Linked DNA regions of Homo sapiens: region 2 is linked to region 1. Evidence: chromatin loops called from intact Hi-C (ENCODE). Cell type or tissue: mammary epithelial cell. All regions are shown on one strand. Each heading gives the region's core, and the rest is flanking DNA. Links, peaks and the distances in the headings are about the cores only. Region 1 overlaps ZNF407 (zinc finger protein 407). Region 2 overlaps TSHZ1 (teashirt zinc finger homeobox 1).

Region 1 (16,811 bases), core at 4,776-7,275:
TAGAGAAAGCTAAAATATATATTTACGGATATTTAAGCCAAAGTTAGTGACTATCATAGTTGAATAAATGTCTACTTGGTTTTATGAGAACACTCCAAGCAAAAAATCACGTAACATCAACCCAAGTCAGACACTCCTAAATATATTTTAATTAGGAAGAAACAATTCAGGAATATCCCCAATCTTAGAGTTATTCTAATTAAAACAAAAGTAGGTTGAAACAGTTTGTAAAGAATTATTTTATGGTTATTTTTAGATACATCATTTCTAGTAATCATATTGAGCATTTTACACATCACAGTTTTTCTTTATTTTAAACCCAACCCAGTATTCATCTAGGTAGTCACACTCCCTCTAAGAGTTCTTTACCCATTAAACCTGTAAAATTTGCCATCCTATATCTATGTAAATAGTAGTTAGGAAAATATATGACATCTACTGAACAACTTTAAAAAATAAAGACGAAGGCCAGGCGCGGTGGCACACACCTGTAATCCCACACTTTGGGAGGCCGAGGTGGGCAGATCACGAGGTCAGGAGTTCAAGACCAGCCTGGCCAACATGGTGAAACCCTGTCTCTACTAAAAATACAAAAATTAGCTGGGCATGGTGGCGCATTCCTGTAATCCCAGCTGCTCGGGAGGCTGAGGCAGGAGAATTGCTTGAACCGGAACCCGGGAGGCGGAGGTTGCAGTGAGCTGAGATCATGCCACTGCACTCCAGCCTGGGCTACAGAGCGAGGCTCCGTCTCAAAAAATAAATAAATAAATAAATAAAGACAACTGCTGCTTCTATTGTAGTGATGTTCAATTGGAGAAGGATGTAAGATAGCAATAATATTTTCAGTTCCACATGAAGAAGAGAAGGGAAAGGAAGGGAGAGGAAGAAAGGGGGAAAGGAGGGAAAGGAAAGAGGAGGAAATGGAAAGAGAAAAAAGAAAGGAGGGAGAAGAAGAAGAAGAAGAAGAAGAAGAAGAAGAAAGGAAAAGGAGAAGTAGAGAGCAAGAGGCTGAGAAGACAGGGAGGAAGGAGAGGATGGGGAGGAATTCCAGGGACACTCCCTGACTCCCCCTCGTGGTCACGCAAGCAGCAGCACTGCAGACCTCCCAGGGTGGACGACAGTATTTGATGGAACATGGAACAAGTACAGCGTAAACACTGCTGCTGCAGTGGGGTATAAGAAGTGATTCAGACAATGCCGAGGAAAGAAAGCCAGGAACCAACGTGGAGGTGAACACTTTACAGCCAGTTAGTTCTCTCTCAGCTCTCATCTGTATAGTTGAGCATACACCATCGCAAAGATCAATGAGGTAGGAGAGCCCATCCATTAATACCTGTACACAACAGCAGGGCTACAGGAGACGAATGGTTAAGTAACCAGGTTTATCACATCAAATCTCACGCTCAAAGCAGTTTCCCTTTTCACTCTCTCTTTTTTTCCCTACACAATAATGCATTTTCTGGACAAACAGAAAATGACACAAATATGTGTATTATGCCATTAATCTGTTTTTAAGAAAGATGAGTCAGAAAATTCAGCAGTGAAATCACCTGATTTTAAATCTATTTAAGACTCCTGTGTAAATTATACATACTATACAAAATTTTCCTTCTACTATCATTTTTTCATAATTATACAAAAAATATTTCAAGAAATTACCCTCAATTTTAGTTTCCACGGGCTTGAACTAAATCAAGAAAACTGTGCCTTCCACTGTAGATACAAACAACTATGGAAAAATAATACGTAAGCAAACAGGAAGACTACACAGACACTTAAATTAAAAAAAAAAAAAAAAACTAGTTCAACACTTGGCTGGAATTACTTTATATTAGTAAAATAAAAACACACCTACAAACTCAATAGGGAGAAAAATAAAATGTTCATTCAAAGGAAGTATATCACAGTAATAAGCAATACAACACAGTATTAAGCACAGTAATAAGCAATACAGGATAACAACAATGGCATTTATTCATAAAACTTAAATTATTAAATTCACCTAAAGGGATATGTCAAATACATTAAGTGATGGGATTTTTTAATCTGCCTGATTACATAAATATCAAAGTATAAAAATCCTATTCTTGGTAAATAATCTATACATTACTCAACAATCTTCCTCACTCAGCTACATTTGATCCTAATTCTCTGCTTCCCTTTCTGTGGTTCATCAGGTGCTACAGGGACTCATTACTGTAGATCTCCTGCCCTGTCCCTTAATTGCCCTCTAGGCACTATCCTTGTAATCACTGAAATGTTCTTAGCCTGGCCAGGTGCTCCCTAGGGCATCTCATACATCTCCATGGTTTAAGAATCAAAGTATACAATCAGTATGTCCAGGTTCGTGACGCCAGAGGGGACAGGACTAATATTGTTTGCATTATTAAAATCTGTGCTCCTTGATCCTTTTGTAAACTTACATTGCACAGTCTCAGGGTGGGGTCAAAAATCCTTTGTCCTTTAAGGTCTTCAACAAAAAAAGGATTTTCTTTTAATGTGTATAAATGTATGTATGTACGTATGTATGTATGTGAACGCTAACATATACCCCCAAAAAATGAACTGCACACCAAAAAATCCCTCACATTAATATGTTAGTGTCTTAGAAAAATAAATCAGTTATTTTTATGTAAAGTAACCTAACTAAAGTTTTGAATTGTAAGTCCTTTGATTCACAAAGATGCATCTGAATATTTCAACTATCCTTTAACAAATGTGTGAGTAAAATTTCTTTTAATTAGTTACAATTGTGGCCCATTTCCTAATCTGCCTCTATTATAATGATAAATGTATACAGAAGCAGCAATAAAAAATACAAAAGTAATTCATTTGTCTTCAAGAAATTATAAAATTTTTATACAAATTATAAATATAAAATTCTCCTAGAATCTTAGCATTATTTTTATAATTTATATAGTTGAGCAAAAATGCTTATTAATAATAGAATAAGCAGTTGTAGCCAGCCATATAAATTGGCAGTTGATTTTAAAAGGATCTAATATTGCAGTCTCATCGTATCACACAAAACCGACGTTTTCATTTGTAAAATAAAACAAGCTAAACCTTGAACCGACTGATTGTACCAATATCTGCAGGACATAAAAATCACATCAGTTTTATACACGTGAGCATGAACAGATGCATGTGTGTGCACTCACACCCACACACCTCAAATAAAGAAAAACAAATATTCACTGAAAGTAGATAGACAAATTACATAGTAGTCTGAGGAGAGGGGAAAATGTTTAGCCCCTTTCCAATTTTTTGTTGCATGCAAAACCCACACATACACAATAAATTCAGAATCATTTACTCAGACATCATACAGTTATATTTATGAATAAGGGATAAGAGTCAATACTGGTACTTATCATCCATGCTATGCGTGCAAGTGATTTCTATAATCTAGTGGATAGATACCAGTCCAGTTGCAAGGCAGATTTTAAGTACTCCATAAGGTAATGTATATTTTTTCAAATAATAAATTTGTATCCATATTATTTTAACTTGATTAAATTATGTTCTAAAATAGGTGTGGATCCAGATTAGTGAAGGACATATATACTAATATATATGTATATTTGTGTGTTGCATTTGAAATAATGCTTAGTAGAAGCCATGAAACTTAGCCAACACAAGTGTTAATGACTCACAGTGTTTCAACTTAAAGGCTAAAATAAAATGACTGAATTTAGAGATGCAGTAACTTACAGAATATATTAAGGATTCTTATAATAATGCATTTTCTACACAGTTTAATAATTAAAAATATTTGTCACATAATATAGAAATTTTAAGAGTAAATTATTTGGAACAAACTAAAATAAATAATGGCATTATCAGACATTGATCAAAGAGGAAAAAGTAAAATACCACTTTTTAGTCATTTTTAAAATACGTTCTTTAAAAAATAACATTAGATGACTAAGCACGTGAAATAAGAAAAATGTACAGGGCAACTCATTTATAGTAATTCAACCTTCATCTTCTTTTTTAGTTACTGTAAAAAATCTATTACAACTTCAATTTGGTAGTGAACTATAGCCATCTACTGGAAATGAACAGTTAAAGCAAATGTTTAATATGTTTCTAAGAAACCAGTATTCTTTGTGCTTAATATAGCAGACCAGAAAAATGAACAATCTTACATATAAGATAAATTTAATTTGTTATATCAGCCTCATGATCTCAAATTTGTAAAGATATATTATGTAGTAGTTTAACATGTTATTTTTAATATAAATTTTCTACTTATAGTTTTCTATCATTAAGAAAATTTCTTGGTCTCTTATCCTACTTTTCCAAAGTCTCACATTCTTAAATCATGTAGCTACACAAATTCAAAAATTACTAAAAGTTTTAAGTTAAATTAGCTGGCAAGTGAGTTCCTTTAGTTACCAAATTATAAACTAGAGGTATAACCACAGTGTTTGCACTATATTTTTCAGTTTGGCACTGAAAGAATTTTCATAGAAATGAAATCAAAGAAATTTGTTTAAAGTCTGGCCAAAACATTGCCTTTATTTTTCTGTCAGAAAAACCATTAAAAATAATAATTCTACTTAAATGCCAGAGGTGCTGCCATGTTTACTGCCTTAATCAGATTAGAGGGAGACTAATAGGACTAACTATACCTACTGGTAAATAATAAGGTCATTCTTGATGTCAAGAAATTAAAATATTATCCTGTATTTTATACTTCCTCAAATGGTCCTTCAATAACAAATTTCTAATAGTATGCCTACTACCAATTTCTCTTTTTTAGTAGAAATGATCAGCAGCAGAATTATTCCTTGAATTATCAAGACCTACGATTGTCAATGCAACGATTTCATGTCTGTTATTGCTAATGTAAAACTAAATATTTTGAAGTATTGATACTTAAAAGTCTGTAATTGAGCACTCATTAAAATTATATCGATGGACATAAATTTCACTCAAAAAAAGGAGTCCAATGAATAATATATTAGCATGTTCATGATAACACATAAGCCAACAATGTCAATTCATTTTTTTCTAAAAAATAGCTAAAATCATCATTTTATTTCAAATAGCATACATCATTTCAATAAGTTATCATAAGGAAACACTAAGTGTGCATAATTACGTTAGTTTTTGATAATCTACTGATGCTTTAAATAATGTATAAGCATGAGCTTTTTTCCAACATGTTAGTTTGTAGTATCGCTATTTTGTAAAAGACATTACTGAAATTGAAACTAATCACTATGAATCAATATATGAAGATTCAATAAATATAAGCATATCGATACATGTTAAATATATTTAGCATTTAATTGCTAAAAACCCATTGTCCCTATACTAAAGATCTGAGTCAAAAATAGATTCAACTTTTATGGTTAGTAATATTTCACAATAGTTCTGCAAATATATATTAATAATATACTGAGATTACAAAATTATAATTTTATAAACCATAGACATAAAAAGGCCCATCATTTTCTAGGTGTTTAAACCTAAGTTACTATTACTAACTTCAGTTGGCAAATGGCAGGTTTAATGGACACAATATTCTTTTGTTACTCAAAATATAGACAACTGAGAATATGACGCTTAAATAAACTTTTAAAGAGATTCAACTTGAAATCCCTGCAACTAAAACAGCATAATCTACAATAGCCAAACAGAAAACTTCATAGCAACTAGATATTTTGATTGGAAAACCATATATCCAAGAGAACTGCAATGACATCAATTTCCTTACCACAGACATCTATGGCTATCTTGATAGGCTTAATTTGGTTCAACAAAATGTCACATCACACAAACCATGTTCAGTGAATTCTACAAAATCTAAATACAGAACATAGGGTGTGGAGTCAAATATAAATTGTTTAATAAATTTCAAATCTCTAGAATTTTCCGTTTTTCAACCAATCCACATCTAGCAAGCTTTGCTAATAACCTCCCTTGTTTTTATGGAACATGTCCAGTCATAGCTTATATGACTGATTTGAAATGCAAGCTTAAATTTATTCCAAACTCACTAATGATCAGCTATAAACACCTAACATACCCTATATGTGAGAGGTGACTGAAACTGAGAAAATGTAATTTACCGAAGGAGAAACTAAACTGTGTTATGTGCATTGGTTCTGACTTAGGAAAGTTTTGCCAATAGTTCTTTGTTTTGATTTTTCAGACCAAGGGAGGAAGCACCTCGGGAAGTTGTAATATGAAACTAATGGAGAAAAATATAGCACCCACCCCTGAAAACCTTTTGTATTGTTTCAATCACAAAACTTACCCCAGTAGAAGTGTTAGAGTAACATAATATTGCCCTCTGCTGGTCCTTCATGATTTTTACATCTAACTGCCTTAGTTTAAGTTCTCAGCATGGGGGGAAAATATAAGCAATATTCATGTAATAAGCAAAAACAAATAATAAAGATTAAAATACCGTAAGTTCCACAGTAACGTTTCCATGATATATATTTTTATTTTATATTTAGTTTAAACAGGAAAAGGCTACGATGTATTTTGAAATTGCTCGATGAATAAAAACCCTAGCAAGTATTAAAACCCTTTATTTCTAGAAATATAATCATACTGCTGTCTTCCAACAATCAAATGTGTTTTAGATAATGATAGGAAACAGAAATATGCTGAATATTTTGGCAACGCTATAAAAAGGTACTTAACTTTGATCTTTAGATATTTTTCTGCTGTAATTTTAAGTGATTTCCTACATTATAGCTCTGAATAATATTTTCAAAAGCCTCTTTAAAAGGGTAGAAAAAAGGGGGACTATACTGTACTTGAATGGAAAAGCTGCTCTACTTGATGATATCAAATTCTTGAGCAAACTTTCCATGAAGTCATCTTTACCTACAGGAAGTCAATTAAAATCTGACAGGAGAGATTAAGGGCTCTGTGACAGATTTCACTGGTCTGTACTCAGTATAGACACAGCAATGCTATAACATTGAAGTTACAATGAATATTTAACAATCCAACGACTAACTACTCCAGCAGAGTTTTCAAAATAATGTGATGTCCCTATTTGTTAGAGCAAGTTCACTCTGGCATCAATTAAATCATGAACTGTCATCTTGATTGCTCTCTTTGTTGAGGGACAGCACATTTCCATCTAAGGATCACCTCGGCTTTATATCTCTGCAAGACAATTCATAATTCTGAGCAGCAGAATGAATGCACAAATTACATTCTTCAACCTTTTACTCCCACTAAATCTTTCCTTTTTTCCACTTTGCTGAGCCTGAATATTTTATTCCTCCATCAAATATGCATCCCATTAATTAAGTTAAATTACTTCTGACTGCCAAATATTCTCTGTCGATGACTGTCAACAGAAAATACATGGCTGTGAACTTCTAATGACACAGTCTCGCTTAAACATGAGTTACAACCTTCACGCAGGCATCTACAGGCAAATTATCGGCCTCTTCTTCAAAACCGGGCTGAAATTAAATGCTGGTTTCTTTTTCTTCAGCTTTTAACAAGTACACAATAGATGACACTCGTACTTGACAAAGCAAGTACTGCAATTTTAATTATATACCTTTTCCTCATCTTTTAATTGCTGTTGTTAATCAGTCATTAACTTCTTCCCAAAGTGCAAGATTCTTAAATCTCCTTCAAAACATTTCGGCTCAATAAATTCCATCGCTCTTCATAACTAACATATAATTTTGTCTATTTTTAAAACTGTCATTTTCCAAACAGGGTATTTTTAATGTGCTCTTTAAGGATGACAGTAACAGGGTTTTAATCATAACTTGCATAAAATTATCACTCTCTAACACATCAAGACTAAAACAACCCAGAAAGACTTAAATGGGTTGTTTAAGAATAATTTTGTAACATAAACACCAAAATTTCTATCTTTACCCTTGAGCTACAGTCCCACCAAGCTAAGGGGGGAAATATTATATTTATATATAGATAGATAGATAGATAGACACACACACACATATATAGCAATTTCTTGCCCCCTCCACTACAGAAATGGAAATGTAGTTCTCAATAATTTATTATGCTCTCTATCACAGTATAATCATTAGTGCAAAAATATTTAATTACAGTGAAACTGTTATGACATTACTATAAAGCCAGTAAATTTTTTTCTACACCTTAAGATAATGTGTTCTTTGGGGTAACAAACAATATTCCCGTGGCCCACCCCTTCCATGAATACTTCAAAAATGCCACCTAGGCCCTATGTAAGTGTTCTCTGTCTCTCTCACAAAGAGAACCTGCAAAGTCTGTGAGTTTGCCTGTTTCATACATGAGCCCACCCTAAAGTGTATGACCAAGTGCAGACCCCTGTCAACCAAACTACCTAGAAAGAGTGACTAACAGGATGTCTGCTGAACTACACCAACACAGCAGTCATCAACCTAACTTGTCTGTGGATGCAGAAAGGTGCTCCGTTTCTCTCAATGTTTACAAGTCTCTAAATCTCAATGGGGCTTCTTTTGAAGTACTGCAGCAATTCAAAACAAAGAAATTGTCAGTCTTTGCATCCCTTAAAGTGACTAGGCAGGAGTGCTACATGATGCAGACTAAGTAAGCACCAACAATTGTAAACGATACCATGCACAGAGACCATATAGTCCATCAGATACTAGCTGAAAAGGAACTTTTCAGCTAAGAACTAAGAGACAGCAGGGAGGGGTGGCAGGGGAAATAAAATTATTCTGCCAATGGGCACTAGTCAAACAGACTATGACAAAGACATTTTCGATTATTTGTTCCTAATACAAAATAAAGTGAAATGCTATTTTTGACAATCCAGCTGATTTTAGATATAATTCACATTGCCCATGTTCTATCATCTTAAGGAAAAGAGAAAACAGTTGCCTCACAATGAATACCCAAATTGCTTGTGTATCTTCATCACTTAATAGTTAATTCTATCCTTTGATAGAAGTGACCATCTAAACTCAAAAGGAATTATAATAGATTCACCACTGTTGGTTACTGAAACTAGAGTTCCCACGTTTGGCACTCAGAAAATGTTTGAAAATGAATGGACGAATGTTGATCAATTAATTAACTTTGCTGCTTAAACCTGTGTCCATTATTTCCCTTGTTAAAAAGAATGGTAGCTAAAAATAGTGAGACTGAAAAGTTTAAGAGCTACATTAAAGCTAATTAGAATGCCAGTGGGATAAAATAGAAACAGCCCTGACCCGAGAGTCACAAGTCCTGGGTTCTTGTCTCCATTTGTGAAAAGTCACTTAAGCTCTTGACCCAAATTTCTTTACCTGTCCACTAGATGGATTGGACCAGGCAACAGTGTAAGTTCTAAAACCCTATTTTTAAAATAAATTTTAGTGGTGAATACTAAAATGTCTTTAATATTTAAACACATTCCAATTTTTCAGACTAGCACAAATTTATGTTGTGAAGCATTTGACTATCAATGTCCCTAGCCACAATGTAAAAAATCATACTTATTTTCTAATATTATAATGATAATTACCAGATGTGTTGACATAAGACCACTTTCACCTATTTCACTTACAGCAGCACTTCTAAAATAGACTAGAGACCATCTTACATTTAGCCAGATTTTATAAGAATTTTCCAGTACCCCATTAACACATGTAATGGTGACAGCGTAATTATGATGCAAATTAACACTTTATTGGTCCTTCAAAAACAACCATCCCTTGAGCCCAGCTCAATATATTCTTATAGTACCTCAGCAGTAAATAGGACTTTTTAAAATTGAGTGGAAATAGCAAACCAAAAATAACTTTCTAAAAATTTGTATATCTAGATAGTAGCATATTCTACAGTGCTTGAAACTGCTATTTCTCAGTACTTTGCTACTTAGACAACAGACTTTGGTATACTAATGCTAAGGCAGGGGAAAGAGGAGACAGGGTCTCAGAAGAAAAGTGACAGGGGATCAAGGGTGCGGAGGGAGAACACTCCAGAAACACAGACCACGGAAGCGATTAGAAACAAGACAAGTACCCCAGGACTAAGATGTAGGAAAGTAAGTAGATTACTACACAGTACATACTTTTTAAAAATTAATGGTTTCCTGTCCCAACTGAAATTGCCCATCCAGAGGATCAAGTATGGAAACAATTACAGCATCTGGTACCATGGTATTAGTTACATGTGGACATAGGTAGCACGGCTACGTAACTGCATATGTCCTCTTAATTATTATTTGGAACTATGCTGCATTAAGTTATATGGATCAGTTATCAACCTGTTTTCATTACAATTGTCCAAAATCAATAGCACCTTTAATTAAAATTATAAATAGTGAAATTCTCTTAAAATAATTCTCCCTGACCAATTCCCATGCCCCTTGATTCTGAAGCGGTAACTCACTTCCCACCAGGCTTTCCACTTCTCTCTTCACTGCCTACACACAGTCCAGAAAACTGGGAAGAAAGACAAGCGAAAAAACGAGTTGATGGAAAGCAGAGGGAAAGGCCAGCATTCAACACCTCAGCATGGCCCAGCTCTGTGACCTGACCCCTGCCCACCTCACCCAATTGTCCCTGGAACTGTCCACCTGGCTTCACAATCCAGCCTCCAGAAGTCTTGACTGCCCTGTAGTTCGTGCACATCCCGCACGCCATGGTTGATCCTGCTGCAACCCCCGCCTGGAATGGGCTGCCCCTGCTAATCTGCCTAACTTCCACTTGCTGCATATCAAATGTTACCAGCCCAAGGAAGTGTTTTCTGAAGCAGCTAGGGAGACTTGGTATTTCTTGACCTAAGCTTTCTCCATCTGAGGCAGGTGTCGTTTTGACCTTTTTAACCCTAAAGACTAACACAGTGCTGGCATATACTGACATCCAACAGGTGTTTGTTTAATCCTCACTTCCCCCAGTTAGTCACATACACTTCAGAAATTGCCTGCAGTGCTCTTCCAAATCTCTGTACTTCCCCTCATGTTCGCTCTGTTAAAAACGTCCAAATGTGCCTTGTGAATGGCCCCTCATCCTTTAAGACCCAACTCAAAGATAACCCTCCTGTGAGAAAAGATTTTCCTTCTGCTCCTCAGCAGAGCTCGTCCTCCCAGCCTTGTGTTCTCACTCAGCCTTGCTCCTTCTCCTAGAGTGGCTTCCGCAACACAGACAGCCCGGGCACCACCTTGTCACCATGCCCACACACAAAAAAGAAAACACGAGGATCTGCCAAATGAGAAATCATAAACAAATAATAAATCAGCAGTTATGCCTCCCTTCTATCTGCATTTCTCATACCTCCTTCTCATCCAGCTCTTGTGAAAAGAAACAGCAAAAGTACCCACAAAGTAAAGGACTGTAAGAAACAGAACAGGGAGAGGAAGGTTAACAAGAAAAAAAAATACGGAACAGGCAAAGGAAATCAGGAGAATGGCTACCCACCTAATATTCTACTGTGGGGATCAGGAAGGTTACAGAATCCTGAGACTCTACAAGAAGATTTTTTTTTTAGAGACGGGGTCCCGCTCTGTTGCCCAGGCTGGAGGGCAGTGGCACCATCATAGCTCACTGTAGCCTCAAACTCCTGGGCTCGGAAGAGCTTCCCTCTGCAGCCCCTCAAACAGCTGGAACTACAGAAATGCACCACCACACACAGCTAATTATTTTTATTTTTTGTAAAGACAGGGTCTCCCTATGTTGCTCAGGCTGATCTCAAATTCCTGGGCTCAAGCGATTCTCCCACCTCAGCCTCCCAAAGTGCTGGGATTACAGGCATGAGCCACCACATCCAGCCATCACAATTGCATTTTAAAATCACAAGGAAGCCACTTTAAAAAAAAAAGAAGAAGAAGAAGCAACGAGTTAAGTCACTAGAACATGATTGTTTCACTGGAAAAGACTTTAGACACAGAAGCCAATGTTTTCAACTACTACACCAAGAAATGATAATATTTAGTTTATTTCTATTTTGTTATAGGTTGATCATACTTACTGGCCATGGAATACATCTACGACCCCACCCTTCTGTGGCAAAAATTTTAAAAACCACTACCACAGAAAAATAAACCAGGATATAATGGAGACAAGAGCTGTCCTTCCCCTGTGAGGAGGAGCTGGGGGCTGCCTCAGTTTCCACTCTGCTGTCCTAACACCCCAGCACTCTCCCGGCTTCACCAAACAGTTCACTGGAAAATACACGAGGATGATATCTGAGAAAACAAGTTTTATATGTGAATAGTATAACCAAGATCACTCCTAGGCTTTCCCATAATAAAGTCATTTGTACAGTTTTAAAAATCGTAAATGTTCATTCAGTACATAAAAGGTATCTCAAGGATTCTAACATCAGAGGAATACACAAATAATGTTAATTTTTTGTTCCTAACTGAGGTAGAGAGACAGCAATCATCACATAGCATTTTTAAAATTTCAAGCTAAAGACAAAAATATTCAACAAAAAATATTAAAATATTATATGGATAAAATATATAACGTATCATTTACAATGGGAGAGCATTTTAATGTTAATCTAAATATTTTTTACAAAACTGAGAGATGTTGCACTTTATACTGTTATAAGCATAATTCATGCCACATTATAGAATAAACATTTCCTATCTATATCTCTTTAACCAAAACAACCAGCTAAACCAAATACTTATTTTATTTGGATATATCTGTAGATATGATGGGTGTAACTAATTGTTCAGCTAAAAATGCAATTCCATGGTGCTTTTAATGATTTAGGTATACACAGCTTTAGTTCTCACAGCAGACTAAAAATAGTGATTTTAATTTATTCCTGCTGCCTACAATTACCCACAACCATGTATTTTTAAATATTTCCAGCCTATAAAAATTACTAATTTTTGCCACTTGTGTTTATCTGCATTTAGACTTTGATTTGGATAAATTAAGCTCTCAAGTGTTCCTTGCTTTATGAAACTCTGCATGTTGTACACTTCAACACAAATAAATGACTTGTACCATTAGAGGTTTAAATAATGTAATGTATTTCATGCTCAGCCTGAAGCTGGATTCCAATGAAGTTGCTAATGCACGTAATGATTAAGTGTAACTCAAATACTAACTGTGTTGTTGAAAACATGACAGGCAATAATTTGGTCTATTATATTCTGCCATTTAATTGCCTAGTACAGACATTCTCTGACACGTTATGAAGCAATGATTTACAATTATTCAAGCTGCAAAGGTCAGAAAGTGACATTATAATCATCTACATAGAGATCCCTTCTAATGCACAAAAACTAGGTAATGCCACACACACACACACACACACACACACACACACACACAAAGAGTTTTACTGCATTAGTAACTTTCTATTTAAGATTTCTTAAACCAACTAGGAATAAACAGTTCATAAGCACATTAATACACAATTTTAAAATGTCTGGAATCTTTTCATGAACCCAGATGTCACAGATTTAGAAAATGCCCTTATTCTCTCCTGATTAGGTAAATTCATTTCAACTATTTAACTCCATACACAAGAATCAAGACGAGACTTAGGTAAATCAATCAGTAAACAATGCAACTCCTAAATCATGCACACCAGGGTCTGCGCTTCTCAATAATGGCATATCAAACTTGGTTATCATTTCTTAGGTTTACTGAAATCACAGGCCAATTATTAGTTTTCTACAACTCTTTAAAAAAAACTAACACTGCAGAACAAAAACAATAACCCTAGTTTATCAATTATATCCCTCTCACCTTAATGGGATGATATAATCTTTATACTTTTAGACCCTTACCTCCTGCTATTATACAAATATGTTCAGTTTGTAACCCACAAGTAAATGCAATAATCAACACATGAATGAGTGGGAAAAAATAAAACTATTTAAAACAACACTTAATAAGTGGGAAATATAAAATAGGGAAAGTATTGGGGAGAGACAGAGAGAGACAATATCAGAATATGAAAGTAAAGCAATGTGTAAGCAATTTTTTAAAAAAATGTAAATGTGGGCAAAAGCAGAAAATAAAAGTGGATGGTAGGAGAAAGTAGATAAGTTACATTTCCTACATGCAGTGAAAACAACCTAGAGAGAAAAAAAAAGTACAAACTAAAGTCAGGAACAAAAACAGATATTACAAAAAGTGGAGAAATATAGAAAAGAAATAGTTAAAAGGAAGAAAGAGTGGTCTACCATTACTAGTCAAATAATTTAAGTACATCACTGAAAACATTTTGAATATTAAGTTTCCCATCAGTAAAATGGGGATAAGAAGGATAAGGTAAGCAATCCACAAAGCTATGGAAATCAACAAGTGAGATAAAAGTTAATCAAGGCTATTTATTAGACCACAATGCACTGCATAAATACTATTTAGAGTACCAGGTATACTACCTTATATGTACATAGAGAATAAAATAAACTTAAAAGAATTTAACAAGACATGGTGCCTAAAATAACTTTTGTAAGTCATCGAGATTTTTACGTTTTTGACTACTGAAAGAAATAAAGGTAAAGATCATGGATGTAATAAAAATATGCATTTGGCCTATTTTCTAAACACAAAATTATTAAATAAAAGCATTAACTATAAAAAATAGGTATAGTTTCTATTATTTCTTACTTTCTCTCTCACTAAGCCCTATGTCAGAGTCATAACAGATTTTCATGTTAACTATCCATCAAGTGCCTAAATATAAACACACCTATATTCTATAAAATTCCTCTCTCGATCACATTTGGATATTTTTAACAAGTAAGAAACTCAACTTTTCAAAAAAAAAAAAAAAAAAAGATTCCCCCAAAAGTGAAAGTAAAATAAATGGCTCTTAACCTGAAGTTATCCATAACATGTACTTAAAACATGATGTACAAAGCAATACATTTTTGAAATTTTTACCATGACATGAGCAGGTAAACCTTGAGTACACAAAACTTAAATTCTGAACTCTTAATCCTAACGACCTAATAGGAATTAGGCATCTAATACATTCAGCTTCTTCTGTCAAACTAACTTAAACCCAAGATATACGGTAGTTAAGATTTGCCAGTGGGGCAGGGCAAAAGGGGGTAATGGTATCTTAAAACTGATCCTGAAGATTCAAAGAAAATCAGTCTAGGTTCATACAACTTATACAAAACTTTAAAAGGCAGTTTTTGTCACAACCCTAAAACTACGTGTTAATGAAAAACACAAAACGTGCAGTTGATGAGCATCCAAAATCATCTAATATAAAGATCTGAAAAAGAGGTAAATTACAAATAATCTGAGACATTAATATTGAGCTCAATACTGTTTGTTGTTTCCATCAATTTCACCATAAAGTATTAGTTTTCTTCTTCAAGAAAACCAAGAGGTTACTAAGAAAAAGAGTACAGTATTCTGAGTAATAATTTCACTTTAAAAATGTGACTGCCCAATTTTTTTATATTATTAATCAAGACTATTTGAGAAATAACTCCTTAAAACTCAAATAATGAAGAGCTCATTAAGAAAATTCTAAAAGGCAGAGACTAAGATATTAACTACTAAGGAAAAGAAAACATAATGCAGGACCTTCTGTTTGTGACAAAATTATAGAGTTAATGTTCCTGAAAGATCGCTTCACCTTTTAAAGCATGATTTTGTAAAAGGTAAAATTTATAGCAATTAAAGCTAATGAAGAAATGCAGCATGAGCTGCTTATGTTCAGGAACTAATAGGTCCACTGAGCATTTCTAAGATTATTTAGCCATCAATGATAATGAATTGACTTTGTCAGTGATGTCAATGTATAAATACTCTCTAGTGCCAGTAATCTGATAACCAATCCTTGCACTTTTTTATGTTTTTTACTTTAATTTTTAACCTACACACTGCCCTATCCCTTTGAAACACATGAAATAGGGAACAACCTATGATACTTTTTCTGCAACACTGAAGGGTACCTAATTCACTACCATTCTGTTCCAACTACAAAGATCAGTAAGTACTCTTCAGTTTACTGCAATTCTTCAGAACTCTCAGCGTCACTGTTAAAATTATTGCTACCTAACTTTTAAATCAAATTTCATTGTAAAAATACAAAGAGAACAATTATTTCCTAGTCTGATGAAATTCAATGCTGTCATAATTCTAAAAAATACAATTCTGGACTCTAGAATGCTTGTTCTACAAACGCACACATACACATAGCTCTCTCTCTGAAGACAGTATAAAACTCGATATATGTATAATCATGTACAATTCTGTATCTCCAGGATCAAATATATGAACTACTCATACAGTATTTCAGTTGTATGAGGTAAGCAGTTAGCGAGCAGGGTGGGCACTGTTCAAATTATACAACTAATGCCGATCAATTGTGTATTCTTTTTGATACCAGACACATTAGAAACTGTTCTGTGAAAAGCTTTCTTCTTCTCTTTCTAGGGTCTTAGTAACCCTAATTAAAAAATAAATGGAATTAGATCTCTATTGACAACAGTATGCAAAAATTGTTTACTTACTTCTCAGAAATGAGAGAAAAACTGCTTACTGCCACCTAATAGCAAATTTTCACTGGAGTCAGGGCCTTCTCCTTTCCTATAACTCATATGGTAAAAACAATAGATGAGATATCTTTTAAACTTCCAAGACCTGCAGCAATTAAAATGAACCATTTGACACCTGACCCTTGCAGCTAAAATCAGTAGCAACAAAACTCATTCTCCCACTCATCTTCAGGGGACTTTAGGGCAAAGGGTCATCTTCATCTACTTTAGCTGCAAGTCACTGAACCATCAATTCCACAGACCATGGTTCATAAAAGTGCTTGCAAAGGTATTTGTAAAACTATCCTAAGGGTCAAAATACACAACTGCATCCTGGGATGAAATGTACTGTCCAACAAATAACAGAACTTGTTTTTGACATAAAACG
Region 2 (16,811 bases), core at 8,386-10,885, 600 kb before region 1:
AAAATTTCCTAAATTAGTAACTTACAAAATATCCTCAGATAATCAATAATCCTTAAAAACATTTTCTCACAGAAAGTTGTATTAGTTCAAGCACTTGCTCTTATTAATTGGTTAAACTCTCACTTTCTCTGCCTTGTCCTAGCCAAGATTCTGAAACATGGGCAGAATTATGTGTGGGTTTTTTGTTTTTTGTTTTGGCACACGATGAGAAGAGGCATGGCTTACAACAGCAATAAAAAGGACCCAGCCCTTTAAAAAAGTTTAGCATCTTCTGTATACATTAAGGTTTTTGGTAAATGTTTCAAATGAATTACCGCAAAACAAGGGAAATCACATGCTACTCGGGGCCTTGAATAATCTCTCAATGAAGGAGGTTAGTTCATTAATGATCCCCCAATTGAAGGTCAATTTGATAAAGCTCTTCAACTGTCTTCTTTAAAACTGCAACCAATAGAAGTATGGGCCCCTTTCATCAGCGATGCAGATAGAGTAGGGTGTTTCACATACATCTTTGAAGCAACAAATGCACATCACCACTCTTTTTTGATAAACAGGCAATACAATCAAGTTATCTGAATATTTTAAAAAGAGCAGCATTTCCCCATAAGTGTATCATAAGTAAAAATACTTCATCTGAAATACCAAAACTTAAAGATTAAAACATAATCTTAATTCCAAGCATCAAACCTCCAGCTACCTAACTATCCGAGGTTGTATTCGGGTGTGGAACAGGTAAAATGCACATCATCGAGATGTTTTGGTATCTACATAACACATGTTGCTTCAGGAATTACCCAAAAACTTCATATTGCATATACTCATGAAAATTACTAAAATCACTAAAAATTTCAAACAGAAACAACAATTTAAAGAAGAAATGAGATTTTTCCCCACATTTCTTTCATCTAATTCATGAATCACTATAATGATGTTTATATGAAGATATTTATAGAAAATTCCAGGGAATTGCCAGTTCTGGCTTTCACTATGATCACTAACACATAGATATTAAGAAATCTCTTCCCTCTCCATTTTGTGGCATTTTTAATAGGAGAAGGTGGAACTATCCAGTAAAGGCAATGATATCATATCTTATTTAGGCCAGGGGAAGTAGACTCAGTTTAGGCTTCAGAATAACTATACACACCCCTCTACCATGGGTCATGTGGTTCAGAAACCTCTGTGACCCAGCTGATCTGCTATGACCAGACCTAGAACACTTTGATCTGTCTGATTTCTGGGCTTCAATGACTGAAAATTAACAATGAACAGCTCCCCTGCTACCAAAAACTGCTTTGCAATTATTTTAGAAATGGAACCTAATTTATAAAGTAATGATACAATGCCTGTCAATGATAAGCAATACTACCGTTGAAAATTAATTCATCTTAAAGAAGTCATACTCCTTATGATTGCATAGTTACATTGATAATAGATCTTCTTTGAAAAATTGTTATTTAAAGCACAGAAATATCTGTTTCCACTGAAATAGTTTTAGTTGCCTATTTAAAGTCATTTGAGTGTCTTTATGCATTAAAGTGTTATCATTCTTGCCTTGGCCAATATCCCTATGAAAATAGCTCCGAAATTAAATTCCTAATAAATTAAGTTAATAATTCACCTTCATTAAGTAATTTAATTTCTTTAGTGAGCAATAAATAGTTCTGATGACATTCTTCTAGGACATAAGTACAAATGTTAATTTCTTCATTAGCTCAGTCTCTTCCTGAGTACAAGAAGTAAAATACACATGCAGAAACGTGGTCTATTTGTTATCTTTTGTTTTTGTAACTGCAGCATCACTGGAACAATTCCATTGTGTTTAACAGAAATCAAACAATTTGGGCAGCTGTGTTCAATGAAAAGTAATTTCCTAGAAATCTTCAAACCCGGACTTCAATTTTTTCATTTATGTTCAATCTACATACGTATATTTTAGCAATCAAGAAAATCACACAGGTACTAAAAAATACAACTGGCATTTTCCTGGGAGTATTATTAGATATTGTATCACATATAAAATCAAAGAGTTACAGTTTTTAATGCGACAATTGGCTTGTAAAATATCCCCAGCTATGTTAGGGGGAAAATGATTGGTTAGAAGATATAAGTTATTACCTGTAAGTATAAATAGCATGTTACCTGTATTTAGCATATTTGTTTCCTATTGAGATAAATGTACCCTGGTGGTCACATTCACACATTTAAGTAACATTTCCTACAGCTCTACCAGGCATGGAAGAGCAGCATACCACCTCCATGGAGGTGTGAAAATGAAAAACTAGAGGTGAACAGGCAGACGTGAATTCAACCAGACCCACATATGCTGAAACAACACAGTGAGCGTCATCCTCTTCCAAATGCGATATTAGAGAAAGCATCCCAGATGGTAGAGGAGGAAGAAAGGAAATATACATGTCAGAGGAACAGAACCAAATTTTTTCCAGCAAATTCAATTCAAAGGATACATACATTAAAACAGATACAGAAGGTGTGTTTCATCATCGAGAGACTATATGCAAAAAATGTGTCCATAAAATACTTAAAGAATTTATACTATCAATTATTGAAAGTATATCATGAAGTAAAATCACAACTATTCTGGGGAGTCATTTTTGGAGGCTGGGTTTTCTGGATAATTGGGAGTTTACCCTTTTAAACAGAATTTTATAAAAATGTTTAAGCACTGGAAAAATCTACATAAAATCTACATGCTTTTGCCACACTATTTAAAGCATGCTGAATAAAATTAAAGTTCTCTAACAACTAGAAATAAAACCTGTGAGCGATCAGTGATAACCAGAAAGGGCAAAGAGCTATTCCATTTCTAAGAAAAGGCCCACAGTGCTGTGCTTTTCATATTATTTATTATTTTGCTATAGTTTTTTTCCTTCTCTTCTTGCTTACTATTAGGTCATCTGCTATCATTTCTCCCTGTTATCTGTGTGTCTTTTCCCACTCCCAATTTACTACTTTTAATTTGCTGTAGCCTAGAAGATACTCGTGAATATCAGAACTGTGTGTAACAGAACAATAAAATTTAAATAATGATTGACAACCTGGAGATATTGTCTATGAGTAAATAATGAATTCAGTACATGGACTTTTCATGCTCAGTGTCTTTTTATCCCTTCTGATTCTTAGTTCTGATCTAGAAAAATAAAGATGGTAATTAATAGGTTTCTGCATAGACGAGGTTTTACTATGTTTCAAAAAGATATTTTCTGTTAATGTCTCAAATCCTTATTTATGTATTATCATATTAAAGCATCCTGTAGTCCCATAAAGCAGTAGTATTCCCTTTTAACAGAGAAGAAATGGGTGGCTCTAAGAGACACATTTATTAAAACTGAGCAAAAACATGACTGTCAATTCCTTGCTTTAACTTCTAAATCACAGTGTACTCGAATAGCAAGCCAAGATTTAATTTTCATTTTTAAAACCAAACAGAAGCATGAAAAAGGGGAAAATATTTTACATTAGCTTAAAGACGACCATGAAAAACTACCCCAAACACAGGAATACTGCAGTCAATGCTACGCCAGGCCCAGGCCAGGGGCTAAAGGATCTGGAGATTACGCAACAGGAATTAGGCCTGTGCAGTGGCAAATACAAACCCATATGATTTTATATGTTTTTAAAGATTCTCTCACCACTACCAGATAACACTGATCTGAAAAACTGGTGGGTATTTTATAAAGCAGCACATCTGAACAATATCTGCAAAAGGCCTTCCCTAAAACTGAAGACTGTGAGAAAATTAGGAAGATTTCATTATTAACACACCTTTTAAAAAATCAGGTCCTTTCCCTCATGCCTAAGCCATCTATCCAGTGGGCAATTTTTACTTGCACATATAGTTGCTTTCACTATTTCATTGTGTTTAAGCCCCTTTTCCTGCCAATTCACTCTGAAAAGATTTCACTTTTTAAACAGTCAGCCTTCACAGACCTGAAGATGGTTTCCTTTTCCAGGGTAAATAATCCCAGTATCTCACTGATTCTACACTACCCAAGTAAAATTTCTGCTTCCCAAACCTCCGCTGAAGAGCGGGAGTTCCCATGCTGCTGCAGCCTGGGCTGATTTTAACCATTGATTATTTATTTGCAGAAGATGCGTTAAGGCATCATTGTCAACTGATATTTGATTTTTTAAAAATCCAAACACTCCCCATTGATTCAGCAATGTTGAAGAGTTATAGTATTTTCTCAAAATAGAAAAGCCACAAGAGAAGGTCATGATAAAAAAGTACTAAAATCTAGTACTGAAATCTAGCTACCACATACAAAGGCAAACAACAGCATCTGCTAATACAAACAGCTAATCAGAAAGATTCCCAAAATCAACAGCATCTCAATACACAACCAGTTAAAATATAACAGAAAAGTCCATTCACAAAGGAGAAAATCACAAAAACAGATAAATAAATAACCTAGGCGATTACCTCTGAAAAAACTCACAAAACTTAATAGTAGCAAATAAGATTTGAATAAACTTGAAAATATACCAAAGTTGTTTTTAGAATGGAAAATTTACCACTATAAAGATGCTGAGTATTCCAGAATTAACTTATTAAATACCATTTCAGTCAAATTACCCAAGGTGTGACAAAAATGATTCTAAAGTTTCTTTAGGAGAACAGAAAAAAGTATTCATTGAAAAAAGGAAAGTAATGGGCACAGGGGGTGGGTAGAAAGCTATATTATTTAAATTGTATTTTATAGATATAGTACTTAAAACAAGGGGACACAGGGCAGGAACAGAGGCAGATTGTTCATTGAAATCAAAATGGAATTTGAAAGACAATCGCAAATATATACATATATACATATATCTATATTCTTGGTGTACAATGAAGTTAGCATTTAGAATTCCAATTAGGAAAAACAGATTTTTAAATAAATGGCATTTAGAAAAATAATAAGGTGAGATGCCCTTCCCACACCATATACCAAAATTAATTTTAGATGTATCAAATACTTAAACATAAAACAATCAATTCATAAAAATAAAACTGAATATTTACATAATCTTGAGAATTGGAAGGCACCTTTAAACATCACTTTAAAAGCAGAAACTATGCAAGAAAGGACCAACTAAACTACATAAAAACAACTCAATATATCAAAAAATGCCATAACCCAGAGAAATGCATGTCACTGGTGGGACTGAAAATGTGCACGACCTTCCCAGAAGGCCAGTTGGCAGTACACGCAACAAAATAATTTAAAACATCCAAAACCTTTGACCTGGTAATTTTACTTGTGGGAATTTATCAAGGAAATGATGAGACTATGGCCAAGATATACATACAAAGATATTAATTACACAGCTGTTTATAATATGAAAGTGGGAGAAAACCACACTTCCAACAATGGTTGATTTCTCCAGTAATTTGTGCATAACAACAAAATGGGATACTATACATGCACTGAAAATGACAAAGATAGATAAATAGATACAGAGACAGAGATAAATATAGATAGACAGACAGACATTAATAGATCTGCATAGGAAGTGATCCAGAAGAATATATACCCAAATATCAATTTTGGTAATTTCTGGATGATGGGATTTCAAATAAGTTTCATTAATTTTTAAATTTTTTTCTTTGTTCAAGTTTTTCTAAAATAAGCCTGTATCACTTGCATAATCTTAAAAGACAACAGAAGGTGGGGACTGCAAGTATAGAGATGCTAAAGCGATGAGTTAACACCTTTATTCCAGCTTTTCCAAATGAGTAAGATGATGGAACAAAGCAACAGAAAAATTAGCAAATAACATGACCGAAAATAATTCAAAAAGGAAAAAATACCTTTGTCTCATAAAACATATGGAAAAATTGCTCCCCCCTCACGTGTAATCCAAGAAATGCAAGCTGAAACAACACTACTTCACAGTTACTAAACTGGCAAAGATTGTCAAATTAAAAAATACCCATGCTGGCAACGGCCCAGGAATATGATCGTTTTCATGCACTAGAAATGGAAAGATAGATGGATATATTTTGAAAACAGGTTTGCAGTAGGTGCCAAAGCTTGACCAAGCAATGTCAAAAAAAAAAAAAAACCCTAAAGAAAGAATAATGAAAATGTATAAAGAATTGTGTAAAAAGCTGTTCACCATTTAGTGAGTGAAAAAGCAAGCCAATAAATACTACCATCCTCCCATCTTTGTTTGAAAAATATCTGTAGAGCAAAAAAAAAACAAGAAAGAAAAAGACCCTGAAAGAATTCAGATAAGAATGTTCACAGTAAGCTACATTGGGGTAGGAGGATCTTGAATAATGCTTTTTTTGGTTTGTTTATTTTTCTGTGTTTTTCCAATTTTTCCATATAATATTAACACTTTTGCAAAGAGGAAAAAATATTAGATAATTTAGAAGCTCCTTGCACATAATTTTATTTCAAACTAAAAAGATAATTTCTAGTTCGAAATTATTTTTCTTCAGTAATTGACTTTACCAGTAAAAAGAAATAGAAGAACACACTGACAAAAGCAAAGTAATTTTTTAAAAGATCCTACAAAAATAGGAGAGTGTGGTCTAAATAACTCCTGTGCATGGGGTTAACTACTACACTCATTGCAAAGAGGCATGTCCCCGCAAACACGCCCGGGGCTGGTACATCTTGAGGGCACAGGCACTGAAATAGGTGTCGGGGGTCTTCAGACCACCCTTCGTCGGCTGCAGAACTGCGGCCAGGCCTCCGCCCTCCCACAGGCACCGAAGGAATCGAATCCATCCTGGACCCTCGTCTGTGCCAGGACATCAAGCCACTGTTGACCCAGTCCCGCTCTGGGTGACCTGTGGCCTTCATCCCAGACCCATCCGGACGGTAAAGGCCCGGCCCACGAGCTCTGCTAGCACCTCATGCTCTCAGAGGGGAGATGCACTCAGCCCTGCTTTCCCCGGGCCAAGGCCGTTCCCGGGCTCAGTTTCCAGGAAGCGGGGACCTCATGCAGGTGCTGCCATGGGCACTGGCTGAGCCGACCCTCTACCGCCTGGCTGGCCCAGCACGCTGCAGGCACCCCGGACCCTGGGCCAGCCCGCACCGCCCCGTCCACGTCCACGCGGGGAGGGCAGGAGGGCTTGCGCCCACCCTGGCCCCTTGCTGCAGGGAGGACAGGCCGCCTGCCAGCTACAGAGCGGGACGGAAGGGAGAGCCCACAGGGGGAGGCAAAGCTTCTAGAAAACACTGGGGACTCTGCGGGGAGAAGCTCCTGCCGGGGCTGGGCAAGTGGGGCGAGGGTGTGGGCGTGGAGCGTGGAGGCTGGGAGAGTACCCTTGCGACTGGGGACAGGGAAGAGCCTGGCAGGGCCAGCCAGGAGGTCACCCCACTCACCTACAGCAGGGGTGAGATGGGGAGGTCACCCCCCCACCTACTGGAGGGGTGAGAGGGGGAGGAGGAAGTCACCCCCCACCTACTGCAGGGGTCAGACGGGGAGGTCATGCGTCCCCCACCAACTGCAGGGATGAGGCAAGAAGGAGGAAGTCACCCCCACCCCCCACCTACTGCAGGAGGAAGGCAGGAAGTCATGCGTCCTCCACCTACTGCAGGGGTGAGATGAGGAGGTCATGCGCCCCCCACCAACTGGAGGGGTGAGACGAGGAAGAGGAAGTCAACCCTCCCACCTACTGCAGGGGTGAGATGGGGAGGTCATGCACCTCCCACCAACTGCAGGGGTGAGGCAGGGAGGAGGAAGTCACCCCCGCCCCGCCTACTACAGGGGTGAGGTGAGGAGGAGGAAGTCATACCCCCACCTACTGCAGGTGTGAGGCAGGGAGGAGGAAGTAACCTCCCCCCACCTACTGCAGGGGTGAGGTGAGGAGGAGGAAGTCATACCCTCACCCCTACCTACTGCAGGAGTGAGGCAGGGAGGAGGTCATACGTCCCCCACCTACTGCATGGGTGAGTTGAGGAGGAGGAAGTCACCCCCACACAACACACCTACTGCAGGGGTGAGGTAGGGAGGAGGTCATGCATCCCCCACCTACTATAGGGGTGAGATGGCGAGGAGGTCACCTGCCCCTACCTACTTCAGGGGTGAGATGAGAAGGAAGTTACCTACCCTTCCCCCCTACCAAAGCCACCCCCATCCACTGCAGGAGTTAGATGAGGAGGAAGTCATCTGTTCCCCCCACCCACCCGCCTGCACCCTGCGCCACCTACTGCAGGGGTAGGGCAGGGAGAAGGCCAGCTGCCCCCACCCGCCACAGGGGTGAGAGCGATGCAGAGCCACAGGGCATGATCCTCTCCCCAGGACCCCGTGGGGGCAGGCGAGGCACCCAGGGCTCTCAACCCGTGTGGCTCCGGGGTCTCCACCAGAGGAGTTGCAGGAAGACCACTAGGAAGGATGTGTGTCTGAGCAGCCTGCCCGGGTAGCAGGTGGGGCCTGGGTGGCCGCAGGGACAAGGGACAGAGAGCAGCCACGGCCTGGAGCCCAGAGCCCCGGGTAGGCAGGAGGGCGGTGAAGGACCTGGCTTTCCCCCAGTAGCCCAGGGACCACAGTGGCCCAGATCTGGGGCTCCCATCCAAGCCTCTCCACCCCAGGGTGCCCGGCTCAGGCCCCGCGTTAGGAAGCAGACACCTGGGCCTCCTCCCACGCGGAGGTGGCTCGCCTGGTACTGCTGCTGGTGGGTGACCCTATGGCTTCACGGCACACCAGCTTCTAAATCCTTGCCTCTGCGGCTATTTCTAACCGTTCCCCCACACAAGACTTAGCAGAGCGTGCAGACACCACAGAGGGTAATTAAACCATCACACTCGCAAAGCTGGACGCACAGGCAAACACATGATGTATTGTTAACAGCAAGTATAATTAGGCAAGTAAACGTATATCTATATGTCATAGTTAACTGAAACATTAGCTTCCAATAAACGTATAAAATGGATTCCAAATGAGGGGAAAAATTTCTTTTAGAAATTTGTGGTTTTCTATTTTCTTTCACTTCAACTCTCCATTAATGTGGGCCAATTAACTGTCAATTGGATTTACAAAAATGTGTTTACATTTTCAGCCCCATATTTGTGAGTTCAGCATTACTCAGTCTATCTTACGATAAATAACCCTTGGATTATGTATAATGATAAGAGTATCTAAACAATCACAAGGTAATGCCTGAAATACACACGAAGGTGAGCGTGAAGGAAACATGTGGGCCACAGTCTAGGACTTTCCAGATGAACCTGAGGGTGAATACACTTCGATCACCTTCCACAGGCAACTTCATCATATGATATTTCTGAAGGGAAAAAGTCTTCAGTAAAAACAGAATTATTAACTTGCGCCAGAATCAGAACCTTATACTTGAAGTAGAATACAATTACTGAGGCCACTGATATTATGACAGAGCTACATTGCTATCACTGTCTATAAACATGATGAAAGTCTTGTCTGCCTGATGGATACAGTTTCCAGTATGAGAAACATTTTTGTAAGCTCACATATATTTTTCATATATAGCCTCAAATAATAGTTCTAGATGGCTTCTATTGTTCCAACCTCCTCAAAAAAATTATTTGGCTAGTGCGCTTATCTTTATATTTGAGAAAACAGTGCTTTCTTACTGTGGTTTCTGAATGCACCGGAAGCCTAGGATTTACTTTCACTTTGCCTGCACTGTGGCTCTGAATAAATAAAATCTTTTGCTATCACCCTTTCCCACTAAAATGAACAGGAAGTAAAAAAAAAAAAAAAGTAAGGTCTGAACATTTCAAATAAATACAGCAACAAGTATATTTAATGATAAGGTCACTGATATTTTTCACACTTCAAAAGAAGGACAAAGCTGTGCTTCTCTGCTGTGGGTGAGTGTGTGTGTGCTCACATATGAGTGTGTGACTGCTCCTCCGTCTCTCCCTTCTAATTATACCAAATACGGAGAACACTGGAAAAATTACAAAAATGGCTTCACCTCTATCTATATCAGAAAATCGCTTTACTGCAATAGCATTAAAAATGTAGGCACCAGTTCTCATAAGCAGAATGAGGGAAACAGTGTTTTCCAAAGTGAAATTTCAGGGAATCGTTCTTTTCAAAGTAAGATAACTTAAGGGGCAAGGCAATTCACGCAACTGAATCTAGCATCTGTTTTAAGTCATAAAGGCCATTACATTTTGTGGGTTGTGCAATTTGCTGTTTAACCAACTTTCTACAAAAGCATGGTGAAATGGCATATTTAAAACCAAGGGCAAAGGGACTCCACTCACTGAGAGAAGAGGCACAGCCCCCCCTGGCAGGAGCAGTGTGGCCCTCTGGGGTACCTCTCCCAGCAGCAGGCCCACCGCCTCAGCCCTGACCGCATGGCCTGCTCCTGGCCATTCCACCTCCTGTTTTATCTGTCAGAAAACACTGGCATTTGGTGAAGGTGTACGGTCGGTGGTGGGTCGATGCGGCAACTGAAAAGAAACTACAGCCTAGGGCACTTCCAGTTCAGCAACCCTGGGTAGCAATGCCTACCAAATGCTCTTCCTGAACAGAAAATTATATCTGGGTGCCTCCATTTGCTCGAGCAAAAAGATTATTCAGAAATCATATATACCACCAAAACACTGCAGGCTCAAACTTGGAATAAATCCTCCACTCCCGCTCCCTCTACAGCATTTTCAAGCAGGGCTTTAGTACTCCATTATTGTGAATGTTCTTTGGCCCACAGCAAAAAATATTGACAAAATTCTGCTTTTAAGACAGTTATTGTCTCTGTCTACTTGATAGCAGCCTTCAGAAGTTCACCTGCTAGCATTAAATTCTTGAGTTTGGGTGAAAGGAGAGAAAATTTGCCACATCTCAAGCTCTTCTGCTGTAGCAGCAGCAAATCAAATTATTCTTTCAATTAAACTAGCTTTGTGCCTAAAAACAAAAAAAGGCCACAGGCTTTCTTCCCCCACACAGAGAACTGAAGCCATCACCCCTTTAAACCCCATGACTTGAGCATGATCTCCACGGCTTAGTATTCTTGGATAATACAGCTCATAAAATTAAATCTACTCTCAGAGATTTCACTTATCACTGTGTGCTGTGAGCTTGCAGGCAATCAAGGGATCAAGAGTTCTGCACTGGGGTGTGTTTTGATGGACCTGATACAGGGATATGACCTACCTCTCTCTTTCTCTCTGACACACACACACACACACACACACACACACACACACACACACCAGAAACCAAAAACACCCCATCAGAGGTTGAACAGAGAACCAAGGCCCCCATCGTCATCCCCACTGCCCTGAGATGAGAAGAGACGCTTCCCACTATGAAGCTCACAGGACTTCCTCACCTTTGCCACACACGTTAGCTACATTTTAGCACTAAGACAAGCCCTGAACAGTGCATGCATCTGGCCAATTTCCTTCCAAAGAACTGGAGCTGGTCTTTCGTAGGAAATGCCCAACTAACAAATGCTCTGTTTGACTTTCTTTTCAAAATGTTGGCTTTCAAGAAGCAAAACGTGAAGCGCAGGTCTTGGTTGAATCCACGCTGATAAGGTAAAGGCGCTTCGGTGCTGGTGACGTGCCTGGAAGGGCGGTGAGGTGGTGTTTGCTGGGGGAGAGGGGAAGCCCGCTCCCCTGGCACTTATTTGATTCAGAGCATTGTATTTGTGGAAGTCAAAGCCAAGTGCTAACCAAGATTTAACACTAAGACTAATCAGAACAACACTTAGTACAAGAAAACACAACTTTTTTTCTGTTATGGTACATAGAGTGGGCATCCATTGAGAACTTGGCATCTTTTGTTAAGCACCATGATTATGAATAATTTATGATAGAAACTGACAGTGACTTTATCACAAAGCTGTGGATGGAGAAATAGAAGAACACTCCAGGACCTGCCTGGATAAGACAACGACTTCCCGGATGTGAAACACAAAATCTGTCATTTGACTAAGCAAATTTTACAGGGACAAAGGGGTAAATTTGCTAAAATAAAATCAATCAGAACAAAACAAGAAACTAAAAATCTGGCAGTTTTAAAAATTCTCCATTCTTGCGGTGATTGCAAGGAGACAGCCCACGTCTGGTGCAGCGGGCACCTGGAAAGCCTGACCTTTTCCTTTTAAGAGAGCTCCACAGGTTTAAAAATGGGACACGCACAGCAGCATCGTACAAACTAAAAAGATATTTAAAATACCAATTACATAGTTAAAAATTAACACTGACATACCCTTAAAAATCCAGGGGTTCCTGAAAATGTCTTCACTTTAAAAAGAGGTATGCCTGCAAAGTCCAAGCTCCTGTTTGTTTCCACAGCTTCAGGTGGCACTGGCTATTTCCCGCATCCAACTTCTAAAAATACCAATGTGGAGTTCAACTCCTCCATGCATTTTTCTTTTTTACCTGAAGGCAAAAAGTCAATCCGGTTTCTCTTCATAGATTGTGGGCCTGGTTTTAATTTGTGCAATAGTCCTTTTGATAACAATGCCTAGTTAAAACATCCACTAGAAGTCTGTAGCAGGCATTTAATGGAAGGAAAATCTAATAGGGTTCCACTGCAACTCGTTCATTAACTTTTAAAAGAGTTCTCTCCTTCAGTGTTGACAGAGAAAGATGGTGCATGTGGGCAGAAAGAGGGAGGGAGAGACAGACAAGAGAGAGAGATGGGGGAAGGTGGAGAGAAAGAGAGGAGAGAGAGAAGAGACAAACGTTCACATATTTAGGGCTGGATTATAAATCTTTGAAAGGAATTCGGTCAAACGGTCGTGTTTTTCAGCCACCTGAACCAGCTCTCACTAAACCAAGGCCTCCTTTTGTAACTATTATCCACTGTCTCAAGTCATAACAGGGAGACTCACCGGGAACCTCATCCCCCAGGAAACACGGGGCACTGAAGCTCAACGCTGCACTGAGCCTGCAGAACACAGCATACCCAAAGCGCTTTATGCCAGCAAAAAGCAAGGACGGACTCAAGATTGGCAGAGCAACGACCACAAAGAAAGGCTCACCATCCCGGGGTTCCGGCCCAACCGCACTGGAGAAAGCCGGCCTGGTCTACCTGCCAGAAGGCAGGCTCTGTAACCAGGCCAGCGCCTCCTCCACCAGCCAACAGGGGCCACTGTCATATCAGTCTAGGTGACAGCCCATGGGTTCACACATGCTTTTTCCAGCACAGGAATGCGCCACATCACTGAGAAATCATTGCATTTAAGAAATTATTGCATTTCTCAAAATGTTCAGTAGAATGCCTTGGAGAGGACAGACACTCAAAAATGGTTGTTGCAAGAATGAACCGGAAACCATCGGAGCTACACCACTTTACGGTGTGAATAACAACCTTACCCGGTTGTGATATAAAAGTCCAGGAAGAGTTAAAAGGGGCACAACCGTGGGTGGAAGGGCCACCGACAGCAAAGGTCACCAGCCTCAGAATTTTCTGGGGTGCAAGGGAACCCGGAACTCCGAGCACGATGCCTATTCCCCCGACAGTGCAGCTCCACCACGCTGTCTTCAACCTGCTTTCCACTTGCTCCTTCCTGCTCCGATCTAGCTAGTCAAGCAACCTCATCCCCTTCCAACAAGCTTTTTCCTAATATAAAACCCCATACTTACCATAATATTGCTTTATGTATTAGAAATGTATCATGTATTTTTTTATACTGTTTCCAAGCTACATGGAGTTTGAGCGGCCTGGCCCCAGCTCTATTTTTTCCATAAGCCCTGTTCCTTCAGGACGTACATGTTGTGTTATAACTGAAAAGTCTGTACCAAGACCCTATTAATAATGTTGAGGAAAGGCAAAACTATCCAAGTTCAACTCAAAGGAGGACTATGCACACATAGTACATAAAAAAATGTTGGACTCTCAGGCTAATTTAGGGTTGCTAAGTCAAAAGATTGATGTTACAGGTGAAAATACATGGTGCCTGTCATTCTCCTAAATCTGAACATTCCTCAGCTAGTCCTACTGAATCCACAAACAAACGCCACAAGGAGGAGACCCTTTTCCAACTGCTGCTTACAATGACAAACCCACATTGATTCATCCTTCAAACCACACACAAGCTGCTGCTCCACAAAGCCCCTGATCTCCTCATCTTCCCCACCCCTCAGCCCACCCAGACAAGCAGTATCTTTCTGGGTTTTGACTCCCCATAACAAGTTATCTGGAATGCCCCCGTAACATCTATCACTTTCCACTTCATTAAGAGAGGTATACACACGCGTCTTTTTCCCCAACAAGACTTGCAAGCTCACTGAGGGCAAGATCCGTCCCGCTCATCATTGCATTTCTCAAAATGTCCAGTAGAATGCCTCAGATACGACAGACACTCAACAATGGCTGTTGGAAGAATGAACTGGAAACCATCGGAGCTACACCACTTTACGGTGTGAATGACAACCTTACCCAGGGGTGATACAAAAGTCCACGAAGAGTTAAAATGGGCCAGCCCGGGTAAGCCTGCAGTACCCCTCTTGTCCCTGACTGGCCTCAGAACCCCACAGAAAGGTGCCAGCCATGCCCCAGCTGCATCCTAGGCTGTGCTCCAGGTATCTGCACCCAGGACCTCTCTGATCTGCCTCCAGACCTCACCGGCCCCATCCCCCGGGCTGTTCTCCTGCATGACCACAGCACCCCCAGTGTGTGCACCTCAGGGACAGCAGAGTGACATGCAGGATAGAGCAACACATGTTCACTAGGAGGCCCCTCTAGGGGTGGAGGAAGACAGAATTGGAAAGCAAAGAATTTCAAGACTCAGGACCCACGGATATTAGGAACAGATCTGCTTCAAACGAATAAGTATAAGCTATGGAAACACCATGCATTATGGCCATAAAATCCAAGCAACAATCAGCTAGTACCCTTCACCCAACCCTCTCTCACTTTAAGTCACCACTGCTCACTGCTGAACTGCCCACATCTCTGTCATTACCAAATCTAATAACGACAGCTCTGCTGATATTTATTCTACAAAAGCTGGACCCTATGTAGCAGACATCAGCTACCATTTTGTTTGAAGATGATATCCAAATCAATATGCCCAAACCAAATAAAAGAAATATTTTGCTAATGAGCTGCCGAATTTCATGGAAATGTATTCAGAATGACAAATGGTCCACCTATTTACTGACCTCAGTTTGCTTCAACATGTACCATGGAATCAAAACAGTGCAAGTTTCTTGAGGATAAGCAATTGGGGACCTTTCTTTTGTGCCACCCTCCCCACCTGGTAAAGTGATAGGTTCCTTGCAGCTGCTGAGTAAGTGCCTGTAGATGCGATGACTCCCTGCTGGGACCAGCCAGCTCGTGTGTCACTGTGGGGCCAGCAATGGCCAAAGTCAAAACACCACATGGTCAAGAGGACACTCTGTGAGTTGCTTATTATCAATGATAACTATGGGTTATCCACAACTATTGGTTATCAAACCAAATTAATGGCTGTTTTCTTGACAAAGTATCCTGAGCACATCTGTGATTCAGAGTGGGTTACTTCTCTACCTCCAGTCCTCAATAAAGGCTGCTGCACAAATGACAGGACATAATGTAATTTTGTCCTTTGGTATCTCTCATGGGTTGAATAGTGTCCTCTAAAATTCATATCCTCCCAGAACCTCACAATGTGACTTTGTTTGGAAATAGGGTGTTTGCAGATATAATTAGTTAAGCTGGGGTGAGGTCATACTAGATCAGGATGGGTCCTAAGTCCAAAGACTGGTGACCTTACAACAGAGGAGAGGACACACGGAGAAGGCAGAGACTGGTGTGATGCACCACAAGCCAAGGACACCCAGGACTGCCAGGAGCTACCAGGAGCTGGAAGAGGGGAGGAAGGATTCTCCTCTGGAGCCTTCAGAGGGAGGCTGGCCTTGCCAACACCTTGATCTCAGGGTTCTGGCCTCCAGCACTGGGAGAGAATAAATGTATGTTGTTTTAACTATTGGTTTGTTTATGGTTTTAATTTGTATTGATTTGTTATGAATGTCACTAAATAAGGAAGAAGTTGGCTAAAAGAACCATAAACAAGATGGAATAAACATTAGTAGCCCAGGTATAGAATGAAATGGCCAGCGTGGCCCTTCCCATCCGCGGACATCAACTCTCTCCCCAGGCTTCCTTGCCCACCTGCAGGCACAGACGCACATCCCGCCAACCCCCGGCCCGTGACTCCTTATGCGGAGGGGGAGACTCACCTGCCCCCATCAGCGATGCAGCAAGTAGCCACCCAGATGGCACAGGAGAGCCAGGCCCCAGCTAGCCAGTCCTATGGTGCCATCTGAACTGCAAGCTCACAACAAGGCTACCAATCGCTTTTACAGGGGAGAGATAGCATAGCTCTTCTAATCCCAGAAACATGCCGGGACTGCAGGAGCAGACCCCCAGCCCACTCCGGACTCTGGATCCCACAAGCTGCAGAGCCCTTGGGTGCATACTAGAGACACGACCCACTTCCATGGGAACGTGTTTTGTTTGAAACTGTGTTCCCAGCATCCAAAACAACACGTGCTCAATAAATACCTGTGACTGATGATAGAAAACAAAATTGTCGTGGAGCAGCCAACAGGCAAATGACTGTCCCATGGCCAGAAAATGTAATGAGGGCTCTGCCCATGGTGCAGGTACCCCAGCAGGAGCCCCTAGAGCCCAGCAGGTGGATTCCATCTTCCTACACCAAACCACGTACTTACAAATGACAAACACCCCCAAATGAGCCACTGTTCTGAATGCATTTAACTAAATAGCAGGTTTTTAAACCTGTTAAAAATTACTGATTCTTAAGATCAAAATTGAGTAGGTTTGTGTCTTGTAATGGTTGCAACATTGTGCAATGGGATCCTTTTGTTGAAGTACCTTATGGTACAGGAGAAGAGGAAACCCTC

What was found. Peaks named below come from ENCODE experiments on the same cell type or tissue, not always from the same donor. Only the 100,000 strongest peaks of a DNase experiment are listed, where the experiment ranks them.
Region 2: it touches region 1 in a loop (12-fold over the local background); 10 of 110 quality-filtered maps call a loop at or near these places.

Annotation. Positions count from the first base shown.
Region 1 is chr18:74,642,071-74,658,881 of GRCh38, reverse strand. The region is part of intron 3 of ZNF407 (zinc finger protein 407); the gene reads right to left. Among named protein-coding and RNA genes, the nearest start is that of ZNF407, 53 kb to the right of the region's middle. RefSeq lists an enhancer at 12,505-13,363. In mammary epithelial cell, for the core only: a CTCF peak has its summit at 6,306 (motif pointing left); no DNase peak of the experiment used is centred there.
Region 2 is chr18:75,240,752-75,257,562 of GRCh38, reverse strand. The region is part of intron 1 of TSHZ1 (teashirt zinc finger homeobox 1); the gene reads right to left. Among named protein-coding and RNA genes, the nearest start is that of TSHZ1, 38 kb to the right of the region's middle. In mammary epithelial cell, for the core only: no CTCF peak of the experiment used is centred there; a DNase peak (open chromatin) is centred at 9,722; H3K4me3 peaks cover 2,066 bases; H3K27ac peaks cover 2,341 bases.